Regions from separate parts of the Homo sapiens genome. Here region 2 is linked to region 1. The links are chromatin loops, found by intact Hi-C in ENCODE. Cell type or tissue: heart right ventricle. All regions are shown on one strand. Links, peaks and the distances in the headings refer to the core of each region. The heading gives the core; the rest is flanking DNA.

The links. A loop is a pair of places that touch in the nucleus more often than their neighbours do. Peaks named below come from ENCODE experiments on the same cell type or tissue, not always from the same donor. Only the 100,000 strongest peaks of a DNase experiment are listed, where the experiment ranks them.
Region 2: it touches region 1 in a loop (5-fold over the local background); 7 of 110 quality-filtered maps call a loop at or near these places.

Annotation. Positions count from the first base shown.
Region 1 is chr17:68,157,655-68,166,088 of GRCh38, forward strand. LOC105371870 (a long non-coding RNA gene) reads left to right here and starts at 7,749. Exons shown (of 4, transcript XR_934937.4): 1 at 7,749-8,434. It also overlaps the pseudogene RDM1P3. In heart right ventricle, for the core only: no CTCF peak of the experiment used is centred there; a DNase peak (open chromatin) is centred at 4,197; H3K27ac peaks cover 4,578 bases.
Region 2 is chr17:68,042,402-68,050,835 of GRCh38, forward strand. KPNA2 (karyopherin subunit alpha 2) reads left to right here. Exons shown (of 11, transcript NM_002266.4): 6 at 504-598; 7 at 699-962; 8 at 1,437-1,670; 9 at 1,920-2,102; 10 at 3,371-3,520; 11 at 4,103-4,453. The coding sequence ends at 4,195. Among named protein-coding and RNA genes, the nearest start is that of KPNA2, 11 kb to the left of the region's middle. RefSeq lists a silencer at 5,839-6,039. In heart right ventricle, for the core only: no CTCF peak of the experiment used is centred there; no DNase peak of the experiment used is centred there; H3K27ac peaks cover 1,828 bases.

The DNA.
Region 1 (8,434 bases), core at 348-8,347:
GTAAATCTTTAGATGATGACCTGGCATGGTGGGTGGCTCATGCCTATAACCCCAGCATCTTGAGATCCTGAGGCAAGAGGATCACTTGAGGCCAGGAGCTTGAGACCAGGCAGGACAACACAGCGAGATCCCCCATCTCTAGAAAAAATAATTAGCCACATGTGGTGGTGCATGCCTATAGTCCTGGCTACTCAGGAGGCTGAGGTAAGAGAATCCCTTGAGCCCAGGAGTTCGAGGTTACAGTGAGCTATGATCATGCTACTGCACTCTAGCCTGGGCAACAGAGTGAGACCCTGTCTCTAAAAAAATAATAATAATAAAAAGATAAATAAATAAATCTAGATGATTTGCTGGGATAACTGAAGGCTACAAGAGATACGTATGTGAAGGACTATTTTAGTACAAAACAAGTTCTTAACCCAAAACTGGAAAAACATTACTTCGTTCTTCCTCCTAAGCTTCCTGGCAGGAAATTGACTTTACAATTTTAAATTTAAAGGTTTTGTCAGGTATTGCCTAAGGTGAAAACCTATATTGTAAGACACAAAAACTCTGCCTAGGACTTCAGTAGCTCAGAGAGGGAAGGACTTAATATGTGTCTGAAAAGATGAGTTTTAGAAATTAAGAAAAAAGAGATCATTCCCACTTCAACTCCTTACTCTACTCTACCCCCATTGAAAACAGACCTTCCTCCGCCTTACCCACAGGTTCCTCCACCAAGCCAATGCCAGACTCCTGCAATCATAGGATGGCAGCACCACCTCTAAAGCACAGAACTTCAGGCTTTGCTTCGGAAGTGGCACCATGTCTCTTCATTTTCCCTTTCTTCAAGGGAAAATCCTTGAAGAAATTTCCTTCAGAAAACTCCTGAAGCTGTTAGAATTTTTAGTGTGAGTTCCTTCCAAGGATATTAATTAGGCTTCAAACTGTTTTGTTCTGAGAAATAAAAACTAAACTCCAGTCATTCAAGCTAAGAGTTGAGGCATTCTATGGCTTCAAAATCAAGTAAGATTTGCAAAGGAATTGCTAGATACAACCGTTTTTTATTATATGCCACACAAACAGTGGAGAAAATTATGGATACCACCATCCAAGTGATTGAGATTATTAATTTAGGTAGCAGGCCAATTCAGACATGTCCACTTATCAATGGCAGGAGGCCTCTCACATCTCCTCCCTATAACCCATTTCAATACTTCTGTCTACGGTCTAGAATTTCAATGTTGAAAGGAGAGTGTGGTTATTGAAAGAAATCTACAAAGTTTACCCTGATGATCCTTTTTGACATCTACTGAAATCAAAGTAGTAATTCGGCAGTTCTTGGCATCAGGAGCTGTTTAGGGCAAGAGCTTGTTGTGGAACTGCCTTATGTCTGGTGCCAAGACGAACCTAAAGTCACAAGAGATAGACCCATAAATATCACAACCTGCCAGAGATTTGAAAGAAAAAGAAAAGGACACTTAAACTAGATGGCAGTGGTGGTCAGGTGGTAACCCAAGGCTCTGAGTTCAGTAAGTAAATCTAATATGAATGCCCTCTCCTTTCACCTATCTATTGACTTGTAGAACATTTCCTTCATTACTGCATCAGCGATGAGCTTTATTCTGTGAAATTCTCAAAACCTAAAGCTTATGAAGTGGTCTCAATGTCCAAAGCGCACTACAAACTCATTACGTACAAAATGATGCCAACTAACTGTTTCATCATCTTTACCGTACCTTTACAATATTTGAGTGGCTATGTGAAATGGTCACAGGTTAGAAACAGATCATAGTCCAAAAGTTAAATAATATATTACAGGTAATCATTTCAGTCACAGGAAGTGGGACCAGGATTGAAGAGGGTGTTGAACAAGCTACAGAAGTGGGTATAGAATACCCGGAGTCATTACTAAGCAGAGTTCTCAGATTCGATCAAGGTTAATTCGATGAGGAATGGAATATAGACAAGAATAGGCAGCAAGATTAGCAGGAAGCAGTCAGATCAAGTAGCCAATCAGGCATTGAAATGGTCCTTGAAAAAGGAAAGGTGATTGAGTCGAGGCATACAATGAAATATCATTCTGTGGTTCTGGGAAAGTAAAATTGGTTGGCATGTTAGCATGGAATAGGGTTTCTACAAGGCCGCTTAAAGAATGTTCCCACTCTGAGAACTGAGGGGAGTTCCAAATAAGCAGTTTGTGAGTGATGATGAACATGATGATGATGATAAAGTCTCCTTATGTAAGAGCTGGCAGAAGAGTTGGTCACACCTACATGTTTTAAATTCACATAAAAGTAAATATATGGCCGGGTGTGGTGGCTCACACCTGTAGTCTCAGCACTTTGGAGGGGCTGAGGCAGGCGGATCACTTGAGGTCAGGAGTTGGAGACCAGCCTGGCCAACATGGTGAAACTCCATCTCTACTAAAATACAAAAATTAGCCAGGCGTGGTGGTGTGTGCCTATAATCCAAGCTACTCAGGAGGCTGAGGCAGAAGAATTGCTGGAACCCGGGAGGCGGAGGTTGCAGTGAGCCAAGATTGCGCCACTGCACTCCAGCCTGGGCGAGAGAGACTCCATCTCAAAAAAAAAAAGGTAAATATAGCTAGGCATGGTGGCTTGTACCTAGCTACTTAAGAGGCTGAGGCAGGAGGATTGCTTGAGGTCAGGACTTAGAGACCAGCCTGGGCAACACAGTGATACTGTGTCTCTAAAATATTTTAAAAAGTAAATATAAGCAGAACTCTTCTGGTGAAAATTTCATTCATTCATTCATTTTTTAGAGATAGGGTTTCACTCTGTTGCCCAGGCTGGAGTGCAGTGATGCAATCATAGCTCACTGCAGCCTCAAACTCCTGGGCCCAAGCAATCCTCCCATCTCAACCTCCCAAATAGCTGGGACTACAGGTGCATGCCACTACAACTGGCTGATTTAAATTCTTTTTCTCTCTCTCACTCTCTCTCTGTGTCTCTGTCTCCGTCTGTCTGTCTGTCTTTTTCTTTCGTCTGACTCCGTTGTCCAGGCTGGAGTGCAGTGGCACAATCTCACCTCACTGAAACCTCCACCTCCTGAGCTCAAGCAATTCTCCTGCCTCAGCTTCCCGAGTAGCTGGGATTGCAGGCACCGTCCACCACACCTGGCTAATTTTTGTACTTTTAGTAGAGATGGGATTTCACCATGTTGGCCAGACTGGTCTCAAACTCCTGATCTCACCCACCTTGGCCTCCCAAAGTGCTGGGATTACAGGCATGAGCCACTGTACCTGGCCTGAAAAAAATAATACTTTTGATAAATCTGAAAATCTGGGGCTATTTCTGTCACTGAGAGAAGGTGTGTCTTTCCCCTTAAACTAGGTTCATGTTGCTGAGGAGGCAGAGGGCTGAGTTCTTCCATCCATCGCCTTCAAGTGTCAGGCGGCTTCCGGTTGGACAAGATGGCTACCCCAGTGGGCTTGTTTCCTCTCTGGTCTCTTTTTCTGTCTAAGACTCACTCCATACCAGCCTGAGCTTGGGACCATTGTTTTGCTCCTCTCATCCTCCTACCCCCAGAGCTGACAGATTTAGCAAATAAAATTTACAAGATCCTGTTAAATTAGAATTTCGGACAAACAACAAACTACCCCACACTGTCTCAGGAGGGTCCCTCAGAGATAAGTGTCACTGAGCCTCGGGAAGGAGGAAGCTCCATCCCTGCCCATCAAGCCCCCTCTTGGGGTCCCCTCAAGGAAGACAGTGGTTCCAGAAGGTGTGTTCCCACCCCCTTTCACAGCCTACCTCTCTCCCATCCCTCTCTGACCCCAGGTTCCAGCTGGCCTGGGGATTTCTGGGAGGATCCGAAGAACAAGGCCATCTGCAGTAGGAGCCTCCTGTTCCTCGCCACCTACGCTTCAGCCCTGCCCAACTAACAGCTCTCCATGTTCTAAAGAAGGCAGGAGTGCTGGACCACCCCAGCCTTCTGGAACCCCAGTTCTGTGACATTATCCATCTCCTGGAAATATGCTGGTTTTAACCATGCAAATTAGTTAAGCATCAGGCAGAAATAGCAGCTGGGCCTGGAAGCACAGGTGACGTCTGTGAGGAAAATGGCTGGGTGGGACAGGGTGGAGAGCACGGGCTGTTCCCTTCCTTTCTGGGAACAGCACCACCTTTGGGGTAACTCCTTCTCTCATGGGGTTTTAGGCGGGGGCTGCCAGTGCCAGTGCCCGGTCCCCTGTCACCCCCCATAGTCATAGGAACGCTTCTGCGCCAGTCACTACATTTATAAGGGGAAGCTGGTGGAGCTGCTCAGCTTCCAACAGGAAGCCCATGTGTGCAGGGCCAGAGGACACAGCCCATCTGAGGTGCTAAGCTTCTGTGAAGAGGGAGTGGAGTCTGGACCGGATTCCAGTCCCACGGTCCACCCTTTCTGGGACCCAAACACACCCTTCCCCTTCCTTCAATTCTGAGAAGCAGTAAATGTCCCTACTTGCGAACAAGTTTGAGTTGGGTTTCTGTCACTTGCAGCCAAAAGAAACCTGCCAGCTACTGTCAGCATCGGTCAACCATCTGTGAAACTGTGAGCTGACAACCTGTCCCCTCCCTGTGAAGGCCACAACATCCCAACACCATTAGTCACCAAGGAAGTCTGGGAGAAATTTCTACCAGAAAGGGGCAAGGGAGGAAACATTTTGTTACTGCTGGCCCACTCTACCCTCTGAAACAGGGCGGCAGGATCTGGCAGAAAGAAAGTTTACAAGGGGCTTCTAAGCAGGCAGTGCTGCCCCATGCCCCCCGGGCTTCTCCTCCCAGCAGGGCAGCAGCATATGGCACCCTGGGATAGGAGGTCTGCAGGGGCGGGGGCGGGGAGGCTGAACATCCTGGGGGCACCACTTTATGAGGAACCATTTATGGCCAGAACTCTACAGGGGCTTCAGGGACCTGAATGAACTCATCTCTGTAGAGTGAGAGTCCTGGGCAGGAGGAGAGGTTTCCATAGCCCAGGACCACATGCTGGAAATTTGGTCTCTGCAGCTTAAAATCTGAGAGAAGATGGTGTCTGCAGCATTCAAAGGGGGACCAGAGGGACCCTCCACCCCTGGCCCCCCCAGCTATTACAAACATGAGCCCTGGGAAGATTCCTATCAAAAACCCAAGCTGGGGCCCATGAGTCAAGTCTGGACGTGCAGTTTGGGGCAAGAGGACAGATGGACGCCACAGGCCATCTGTCTAAATATTTCCAAATTATAAATTAAACTAACAGGGTGTTAAATAAAGTATGTTCTAACCTCATCCCCTGACAAATATTCCTTTAAAATGATAAAATTTAAAAATGTGTATGAAGCTATGATTTGTACATGACAGAAAGTTAGCAAAATATCAAAGATCATAAAATTTTTTTGCTTTTTTTTTTTTTTTTTTTTGGAGACGGAGTCTCACTCTGTTGCCCAGGCTGGAGTGCAGTGACGCGATCTCGGTTCACTACAGCCCCTGCCTCCCGGGTTCAAGCAATTCTTAATATTGAGATGCGTAATAAAATAAAGATATGTGTAATTTATAAATTACTGAAACTATTCCATGAAATTTATTTTTATTCCTTTCAGCAAAATCAATTATTATTGTCAAGATTTAAAAATACATGTAAGAAGGCTGGGCGCGGTGGCTCATGCCTATAATCCCAGTATTTTGGGAGGCCACGGCAGGCGGATCACGAGGTCAGGTGATCCAGACCATCCTGGCTAACAAGGTGAAACCCCGTCTCTACTAAAAATACAAAAATTAGCTGGGCGTGGTGGCGGGTGCCTGTAGTCCCAACTACTCCGGAGGCTGAGGCAGGAGAATGACGTGAACCTGAGAGGCGGAGCTTGCAGTGAGCCAAGATGGCGCCACTGCACTCCAGCCTGGGCAACAGAGTGAGACTCCATCTCAAAAAAAAAAAAAAAAAATACATGTAAGGATTAAAACAGTCATATTCACAGTACAAGTATCTTAACATTTTCATCAAAATAAGTTTATGTAAAAAATTTAATTTTGTCAGAAATGTTTTCCCAAACAATATTCTTTTCAAATATTGAAAAGTATCTATTGCTGGGCCCAGTAGCTCACGCCTATAATCCCAGCACTTTGGGAGGCTGAGGCAGGCAGATCATGAGGTCAGGAGTTTGAGACCAGCCTGGCCAATATGGTGAAACCCCCATCTCTACTAAAAATACAAAAAATATTAGCCAGGTGTGGTGGCGCACCTGTAGTCCCAGCTACTTGGGAGGCTGAGGCAGAAGAATTGCTTGAACCCGGGAGGCAGAGGCTTCAGTGAGCCGAGGTCGTGCCACTGCACTCCAGCCTGAGCGACAGAGCGAGACTCCATCTCAAAAAAAAAAAGAAAGAAAAGTACCTATTAAACCAAAAGGCAACATACAAATTAGAATTAATCAAATTTGTAAATCAAAATGATTGAAATCCATTTTATTTTGATTTTTGAAAACTTAATTAAATTACATTAAATTAAAATTCATAATTCTAGCATTCAATGACCACCTCATTGCCAATGTAAAGAAAAGGTGGCCGGGTGCAGTGGCTTGCGCCTGTAATCCCAGCACTTTGGGAGGCCAAGGCGGGCAGATCACGAGGTCAGGAGATCGAGCCCATCCTGGCTAACATGGTGAAACCCCGTCTCTACTAAAAATACAAACAAAACAAAACAAAAAGCCAGGCATGGTGGTGGGCGCCTGTAGTACCAGCTACTTGGGAGGCTGAGGCAGGAGAATCACTTGAACCCGGCAGGTGGAGCTTGCAGTGAGCTGAGATCGCGCCACTGCACTCTAGCCTGGGCGACAGAGCAAGACTCCATCTCAAAAAAAAAAAAAAAAAAAATTAGTAAGCATCACAGTTTGTCTGAGGGCTAGACACAGATACAAATTTAAGAATAATGTGTAATGTGATTTACTTCATCCTTTTCTCGTTTGCCCAGAGAAGACTCACCGGTGGCACCTGCAGCTGCAGCATCTTCCCGAAGATAACTTTGCCATGAAATATCTCACTTTATTATTATTTTCGCATCACTCTAGTATATCCACTTTGGAAACAAAAGGCATCATTCTATTTATAGCATTGTGTTTTTAGTAGCGGGATTTCCATTTACAAAATACAGTAATTGTCCATGGCTGAAAATATCAAATCCTAGAAAACATAGCATTCCTACACATGATACTAACATCATTCTCCAACAGTTGTTGGCCAAAGATTCATTTGATGAATCTGATTTTTCCAGAATAGACTATTCTGATGATTCAGATGATTCTGATGTTAGTTCTGTTTATAAATAATTCCAAGAACAGTTTTTATATTTTATTTTCAAACTGAAAATCATTCAGATTTGTGGCCAGGCATGGTGGCTCATGCCTGCAATCCCAGCACTTTGGGAGGCAGAGGCAGATGGATCACCTGAGGTCAGGAGTTCCAGACCAGCCTGGCCAACATGGTGAAACCCCGACTCTACTAAAAAATAGAAAAATTAGCCAGCTGTGGTGGCAGGCACCTGTAATCCCAGCTACTCGGGAGGCTGAGGCAGGAGAATTTCTTGAACCTAGGAGGCAGTGGTTGTGGTGAGCTGAGATCACACCACTGCACTCCAGCCTGGGTGACAGAGCAAGACTCTGTCGAAAGAAAGAAAGAGAGAGAGGGAGTGAGGGAGGAAGGAAGGAAGGAAGAAGTCAGATTTGCTTCAGCATCAAAGAGCATGTTTCTGTAAAAGGAAGGAAAGGAAGGGAAGGGGAGGGAGGAGGGAGGCGGGGAAGGAAGGAAATCCGTGATATTTGCTTCAGCCTCAAAGAGCATGTTTCTGTAAAATTAAATGAGCACTGGCAGTGAGCTGCCCCTTTTTTCCTAAACGGGAAAAGGGTTAATATTGCAAACTTTTCCTCAGCTTCTATGCAACTGAGACAAATACTGTGCTAACTCATGAGGACCTCTGGAACCATGATATGTTAACTTGTCTTTCTCTTATCTAAGTCCTTTTCTGCCCACAGCTTCTCTGTACATCAAAATAGTGCCTACCAGAGGCCCCATTCAACCTTTAGATTTAGTTATAATTTTTCCCATGGACAGAGGATAAGATGTAGAGAAGCATCCCTCTGGGGCCTGAAAATTGTCAGTCAAGAGAGGATGCATGGGGTTAGGTGGTGCTGCACCAACGCCAGGCACCAGATCCAGACTAGCAGAGGCATCCTGTGGGCCTTAATGTTTTTTGTTTTTTTGTTTTTTTGTTTTTGTTTGTTTTTGAGACAGCCTTGCTCTGTCACCCAGGCTGGAGCGCAGTGGTGCAATCTCAGCTCACTGCAACCTCTGCCTCCCAGGTTCAAATGATTCTCATGCCTCAGCCTCTCTAGTAGCCGGGATTACAGGCATGTGCCACCGCGCCCGGCTAATTTTCGTATTTTTACTAGAGACGGGGTTTTGTCATGTTGTCCAGGATGGTCTCG
Region 2 (8,434 bases), core at 167-8,166, 120 kb before region 1:
GTTGGAAGAAAGGCCTTGTTATAAGTAATAGTGACTTTGTCAAGTTTTGAGCTTGCTTTCAAGCCCTTATTAGGAATGAAAGTGTCGTCTTTACAAAGGCAGCAGAGGGCCATCTAAGTAAGTTTGGGAGTTTTTGCTGGTGCATTCAGTCACTGAAAATTGATGGTGTTGGACAAGGTAATAAAATTAATCTTGCCTCGGCCGGGCATGGTGGCTCACGCCTGTAATCCCAGCACTTTGGGAGGCAGAGGCGGGTGGATCATGAGGTCAGGAGATTGAGACCATCCTGGCTAACACAGTGAAACCCCACCTCTACTAAAAATACAAAAAATTAGCCGGGCGTGGCGGCGGGCGCCTGAGGCTGAGGCAGGAGAATGGCTTGAACCCAGGAGGCGGAGCTTGCAGTGAGCCGAGATCGCGCCACTGCACTCCAGCCTGGGCGACAGAGAGAAACTCCGTCTCAAAAAAAAAAAAAAAAAAATTAATCTTGCCTTTTTTTTCAGGTGATGGCTCAGTGTTCCGAGACTTGGTTATTAAGTACGGTGCAGTTGACCCACTGTTGGCTCTCCTTGCAGTTCCTGATATGTCATCTTTAGCAGTAAGTTACTAACATGAGTAAAGTTACTCACTTCTTCATTCTAATTTCCCCCATCTTCTCAAAAGACAGAACCTCTCATTGCCTATTTTTTTTCCCCCAGTGTGGCTACTTACGTAATCTTACCTGGACACTTTCTAATCTTTGCCGCAACAAGAATCCTGCACCCCCGATAGATGCTGTTGAGCAGATTCTTCCTACCTTAGTTCGGCTCCTGCATCATGATGATCCAGAAGTATTAGCAGATACCTGCTGGGCTATTTCCTACCTTACTGATGGTCCAAATGAACGAATTGGCATGGTGGTGAAAACAGGAGTTGTGCCCCAACTTGTGAAGCTTCTAGGAGCTTCTGAATTGCCAATTGTGGTAAGTTATTTACTTGTAGATTAGGACATAAGTATAAGAAGCATGATCAGGGCTGGGCGTGGTAGTGGTGGCTCACACCTGTGTAATCCCAGCACTTTGGGAGACCAAGGCAGGTGGATCACCTGAGGTCAGGAGTTCGAGACCAGCCTGGCCAACATTGTGAAAGCCCATCTCTACTAAAAATACAAAGAAATTATCTGGACATGGTGGCACGTGTCTGTAATCTCAACTACTCGGGAGGCTAAGGCAGGAGAATTGCTTGAATCTGGGAGGCAGAGGCTGCAGTGACCCGAAATCGTGCCATTATACTCCAGTCTCTCAAAAAAAAAAAAAAAAGCATAATCAGTTGATAGTAATATTGAAATATTGCCTATTTCAGGCCATGATGGGCCTCTTGTTAAAACTTTTAGGGTATAGAATTTCTAAAGTGCTGGGGAAAAAATAACCAGCATCAACATATTTTTTTTTTTTCAGACTCCTGCCCTAAGAGCCATAGGGAATATTGTCACTGGTACAGATGAACAGACTCAGGTTGTGATTGATGCAGGAGCACTCGCCGTCTTTCCCAGCCTGCTCACCAACCCCAAAACTAACATTCAGAAGGAAGCTACGTGGACAATGTCAAACATCACAGCCGGCCGCCAGGACCAGATACAGCAAGTTGTGAATCATGGATTAGTCCCATTCCTTGTCAGTGTTCTCTCTAAGGTAACGAAGTCTTAGGATTTAATCAAGTCATTTTTAGTATTTATAGAAAGCTGTGCTTGATAAGCTTCTTCACGTGCAAGAATCTTGGGTTCTACTAGGAGTCCTTTGCTGAACAATACCCAGTAACCCCTTTTACTTAAGGTTGGATAGAACCTTGGTACTTTCAGTCATTGTTTTTGTGAAAAAGTACTCTTGGAATCTTATTTGTGCAACTGTTCTGAAATAAAACCATTTCCTTATGTTTAATAGGCAGATTTTAAGACACAAAAGGAAGCTGTGTGGGCCGTGACCAACTATACCAGTGGTGGAACAGTTGAACAGATTGTGTACCTTGTTCACTGTGGCATAATAGAACCGTTGATGAACCTCTTAACTGCAAAAGATACCAAGATTATTCTGGTTATCCTGGATGCCATTTCAAATATCTTTCAGGTAAGTCCTATCAAGGTGGCTTTGTTTGAATTTGGACTTGATAATAATCAGTTTACTATTTAGACTTGGGGGAGGGCAGCTGTAAGTTTACTCACTAGTAAGCCACAGAATCAGAAAGCCTGTTTATGTGGCCACCCCTTTGATTAAAAATGAGGCAGGCATTATAAAAGATACAAAAGAGACGACAAGTGGATGGTGTGACCTGAATCGGAGTCAGGCGCTTATGTGGACTCATCACACCTGTTTACTTGGTTGATTTAATTTCCCAATTTCATACCGATTTTTGGTGACATTAAATTTGAATGACTTGGCCAGGCACGGTGGCTCATGCCTGTAATCACAGCACTTTGGAAGTCCGAGGTGGGTGGATCACCTGAGGTCAAGAGTTCGAGACCAGCCTGGCCAACATGGCGAAACCCTGTCTCTGCTAAAAATGCAAGAATTAGCCATGTGTGGTGGTGGGCGCCTATAATCCCAGCTACTCAGAAGGCTGAGGCAGGAGAATCGCTTGAACCCGGGAAGCGGAAGTTGCAGTGAGCCAAGTTTGTGTTATTGCACTCCAGCTTGGGCAAGAGTGAAACTGTCTTAAAAAAAAAAAAAAAAAAAGTTGAGCCTTCAATAATGGATGCTAGCGTATCTGTTACTGTGTATAAATAATTTGTCAGTATGTGGCCAGTATTTCTTCTTCCCCTCATCTAATCCCCTAAGTTATTTTGAAGCAAATCTGTTTTTTTCATCTATAGATATTTATGTATCTCTTTAAGGTTGAAAATTTAAAGGAAAACTAACCTACATACCATTCCATATGTCCAGTAAATCCTTAATACCAACACACATTCTGTTTGGGGACGTTTAGTTTAGCACTCCATAGGCCATCTTTGCCCTTAGACACCTTGACTACACCTTGTGATGACATAGGATGCTTTATGAAACAATACACCCCTGTTCCCATAGCAGACCAGTTGAACTGGAATGTAGTGTTGTTTTAAAAGTTGCCCGCATGATTTTGATACATAGAAAAGGTTGGGAGCTACTACTGATTGTAAGATCTTTGGCTCCAGTTGAAGTAGTGCTAAAAGCAGGTACAGATCCAATCACATTGAGTGTCAACAAAATATAAAATGGACATAAAACTATGATAGGCTTGATGAAGGAATTGTTAGGTGCTTATTTCTGCCTGACGTATCAATATTCAAATTATTGATGTTTTCTTCATTAAAATAAAACCAGAGTATATGCCAGTAAACTTGGATTTTTTTTTTTTTTAGGCTGCTGAGAAACTAGGTGAAACTGAGAAACTTAGTATAATGATTGAAGAATGTGGAGGCTTAGACAAAATTGAAGCTCTACAAAACCATGAAAATGAGTCTGTGTATAAGGCTTCGTTAAGCTTAATTGAGAAGTATTTCTCTGTAGAGGTGAGTAATGGATGGTAATATTAATAACAACTTGGAAACATAAAGTCAAGGCCATAAGCCTTTTTTTCCCTTTTAAAAATAAGTGTCATATCTTTGTTAAATATAGTAAAATATCAGTGTGCATGGGACATAATGTACTTATTTGCCCCTCTAGTTTGGCTTGATGGTAATAAAATCTTTTTAAACTGAGATTTTAAAAGCCACCAGATTAGTTTCAAATGAACAACCTTGAGAATCTTAGAATATCTTGAGGGTAAGTTAACGGGTGTCATTGTAGGAGGTGATAGAGAAGTAGGCCAAACTCATCACCATGCTCTGGGCCTAATACAGTCTTTTCCTATTGAAAAGTGACGGTTGGGGAAGAAAAAAATCTCGGCCTGTTTGTGTTACTGTAGTAGCTAGCATTTATGAATTGGCAAAGTTTCAGAGACCCTCCCTCCTCTATGTCAAATACTATAATATCATACAGGATTAAAGGTGTAATATGCAGATCAAGACCTAGAGATTAAATACAGACTTCAGGTAGGCTGCTGCTTGGAATACTTATATCATTTTTATACTTATTTTTTAATATATTTCCAGGAAGAGGAAGATCAAAACGTTGTACCAGAAACTACCTCTGAAGGCTACACTTTCCAAGTTCAGGATGGGGCTCCTGGGACCTTTAACTTTTAGATCATGTAGCTGAGACATAAATTTGTTGTGTACTACGTTTGGTATTTTGTCTTATTGTTTCTCTACTAAGAACTCTTTCTTAAATGTGGTTTGTTACTGTAGCACTTTTTACACTGAAACTATACTTGAACAGTTCCAACTGTACATACATACTGTATGAAGCTTGTCCTCTGACTAGGTTTCTAATTTCTATGTGGAATTTCCTATCTTGCAGCATCCTGTAAATAAACATTCAAGTCCACCCTTTTCTTGACTTCACCATGCCTATGTGTTGCTTTCTAATTTGGGGCCTTTAATGTTGCTAGTGAAAGGTAACCTGTCCAAACTGATGGGATTAACCAGAGGTAGTCCTGGCTGCAGTTTTTGCAGAAGAATGAATAACATTTTCTGGAAACCCTCAGCCAGTGTCTCCTTAAGTCTCCTTGGCCAGGGAGATGGGCTAAACACCGTAAATTTAATCATAAATCTCTGCTGGAGCTACAAATGGAATTCTTTCCTCCCAAACTTCAAGGCCGAATGGGGTTCCAAGGTAAATCACGGCTGCACATGGGCCTCATCTGGGAAAGTACCCAGTTCTGTTTCGTTGATGAGGGGCATGAGGGTCCACCATGTGTCTTTTTTAAAAATGTAATTCCCAAGGGCTCCTGTACAGTGTAGGTTGATAGCCACTACTCTTTGAGATGGTGTCTCGCTCTGTCACCCAGGCGAAACCCTGTCTCTAGTAAAAATACAAAAAATTAGCTGGGATTACAGGCATGGTGGTGGGAGCCTGTAATCCCAGCTACTCAGGAGGCTGAGGCAGGAGAATCGCTTGAACTCCGGAGGCGGAGGTTGCAGTGAGCTGAGATTGCGCCACTGCACTCCAGCCTTGGTGACAAGAGCGAGACTCTTGTCTAAAAAAAAATCCCCTTTGATAATATATCTTTACCTATAACTTTAATTTTTGTATTTGTTTTTGTTGTAAGCAAGGGAGGAAAGGTAATATTCCTAATACCATTTGGCAATTATAGTAAAAACTGCTGACACTTACTTTGCTTGTTGAAATAATCTGAAAAGAGTAACATTAAAAGATGTCAGTGTTAAACATTTCACAAAGTATTCTTTCATTGCTATATTGCATTTTGGCTAAAAATAATCAGGCTACTTGATTATTTTTAGAACAAAGGAAATCAACATTCTGTTTCCTAATGTTGATTTTTTTTTTCTCTCATCAATCTGGCTGCATCATCACTGAAGAAAAAACGGGGTAATTTTTCGTTACTGTAAATCCTTATTGTTAAGATTTTTTATTTCAGCATTTGGCTGCTTTAATTGCATAACAGCAGTAAGAGCAAAGTCAGTTTTGTTCATAGGAGCCATTGGAAACCTTGTCAGATACAGGACCCAAGTTCAGAAGGCCATTAAGGCCTGGCTGCTCCTTACCCCTCTCCACCCTTGCTGGAGCTTGCCAAAACCCAGTGGACTGATTTTGGAAAGCCCTTGAAACGTGTCATTTCACTAATGGTGCTTTCTTTTGGGATTGGGCTGTTGACCTAATTTGTGATGAACAAAACCCGGCCAAATCATGCAGCCTCCCTCTAACTCCCCATGGGAAAGTGTTAGAGAAAAGTGTTTTAGCAACATCACCCATTTAAGTTTCATAACCCCAGCTAATAAAAATGATAAGAAACACCCAAGCTATCAACTAGGGTTTTTTGAGGGCAGAAGTGCAATTTAATTTTGAGCACTTGCATGTTAAATGACATGTTGGCATAGTTTGAAAGCTAATTCTAGTGTCTGAACGCTCAGTTCCTCCTAAATATTTGGGACAGTTTCATAACACTGTGTAGGAGGTGTATGCATCGAACCCTCTTAAACTGATCAGTTCGTGCGTTCCAGGCTTTTCACAATCGTAAATGTCTTTTCCCATCCTAGTTGTGGGAGGTAGCATGGTGCAGTGAAGTGGACTAGTATTTAAGAGCCAGATCTGTCTGAATTCAAATCCTGCCTCTTTATTGTGTCAGTGAAAGACCTTTTGGTGGGGCAGCTAAGTGCTGGCATAAGAAAAGTATAGATACTAATTCCTACATAATAGAAATATCCTAGATGAGTATTACGGCTATTCCAAACTTTTTGTTTTTGGGAATAGCTGTAATAACTGAAGAAACAAAGTTTCGCTGTGTTGCCCAGGCTGGTCTCAAATTCCTGGCCTCAAGCTATCCTCCTGCCTCAGCTTCCCAAAGTGCTGGGATTTGCAGGAATGAGCCACTGCACCTGGCTGCCTCCAACCTTTTAACACCAAAGATTTCTGTTTGTTCTTACATAGACTCTTGTTTTGATATATTTTACCTTCTAGGCTAAGTTGATTATTACTCTTCTTTTTTTTTCCCCCTTATCAGTCAGATACACATAACATAAGATGACCATACTGGATTGTTCATATACTTAATGATGGGATTCTACCGAAAAGTCAGATGTTTTGTCAGCCTTTAGGTCTTTTAGGGGCTTGGCATAGCTTTCTGAACAGTGGAACTGGCTCAAGGAGGGCCCACTGTGACTAAGTTCCTAGACTGGCTGTTAGCCTTTGCAGTATCTCAGTGAGAGGTCCAGCTGTCTTCCTGTGCCCACTGGTTCCCTTTCTCTTAATTCTATTGGACGTAATAATTGGAGCACCTCCTCCCCTAACTTCTCATTGGCCATGAGAACAGGACTGAACCACCCAAGTCCAACTTGGTGATGGAAGCTTGTCAGTATCAATACCTGATAGGCCCCTAATACTAGTGTTAATGAAGTTTCTTTAATGAGCAAACACTTGACTGTTGAGACAGCCACCACAAAGCCATATTTTCTACTATGAAGAAACTCATGTTTAGAACTTGAACAAGTTTAGGCAGAAATATTGGAAGCTTATCCATAAAAACAAGGGAATATGAGGAAAGATTGGATGAATGAGAAAACTTTGAATCAATTCAAAATTAAAATTAATGGTCAAAGGATGATATCCAGAAGGCATCTCCCGATTGTGGCTGCAAAAATACATATTTTAAAAGCAAAACTGTTGAAATAGAGGAGAAATGTAGAAAAACATGTACGAATGAGATGGTCTTTTTCTTTTTTTTTGAGATGGAGTTTTGCTCTCGTTGCCCAGGCTAGAGTGCAATGGTGTGATCTCAGCTCACTGCAACCTCCGCCTCCCAGGTTCAGGAGATTCTCCCGACTCAGCTTCCCGAGTAGCCAGGATTACAGACATGCACCACCACACCAGGCTAATTTTGTATTTTTAGTAGAGATGGGGTTTCTCCATGTTGGTCAGGGTGGTCTCAAACTCCCGACCTCAGGTGATCCGCCTGCCTGGGCCTCCCAAAGTGCTGGGATTACAGACATGAGACACCACGCCTGGCCAAGATGGTCTCTTTCAACCCTTTGTCTTAGACTAAAGTTGTAGGTGACCAATGACTGTCACCCTACTCTGTTCTTGCCCATCCTTTCAACCAACATCTCAGCCACTCAGCAAAGATTAACTTGGGGAACACAAAACTAATTCATTTTCCTTACTTTCTCTCCCTTTCCCTTCCCTTTCCCATCCCTTTCCCTTCCCTTCCCTTTCTTTCTCCCTTCCTTCCTTCTTCTCTTTCTCTCTCTCACTCTTTCTTTTTCTCTCCCTCTCTCCCCTCCCTCCCTCCTTCCTTCTTCTCTTTCTCTCTTTCTTTTTGCTCTCCGTGTCTCCCCTCCCTCCCTCCTTCCTTCTCTTTCTCTCTTTCTTTTTGCTCTCCCTCTCTCCCCTCCCTCCCTCCTTCCTTCTTCTCTTTCTGTCACTCTTTCTTTTTTCTCTCCCTCTCTCCCCTCCCTCCCTCCTTCCTTCCTTCCTTCCTTCCTCTTTCTTTCTTCCTTTTCTTCCTGGTAACTCTTTAAAATGTATTTTCCTAGTTACAGAAATAATACTAATTTTAGAAAGTTTGAAAAACAGAATACCACAAAGATTAAAATAATAACCTAAAATTCTACCTTTGGATTGTATATTTTGGCATGAATAAGAATTCTTAACCTGTGTAACCTGAGATCCAAGATAGGTTATGGGGCTCCTGAACCTCTGAAACTGTATGCACAGTTTACTGTTAAATACATGTGGGTGCTTTTCAAAGAAAGGGGAATATAGCCTGGGGAAAATTAGGCCCTCAAAGGCAGAGCTACCTTCAAAATATTACAAGTTTCAGGTGTAGTTCCTTTCCATTTCTTTTCTTTTTTTGTTTCTTTTGAGAT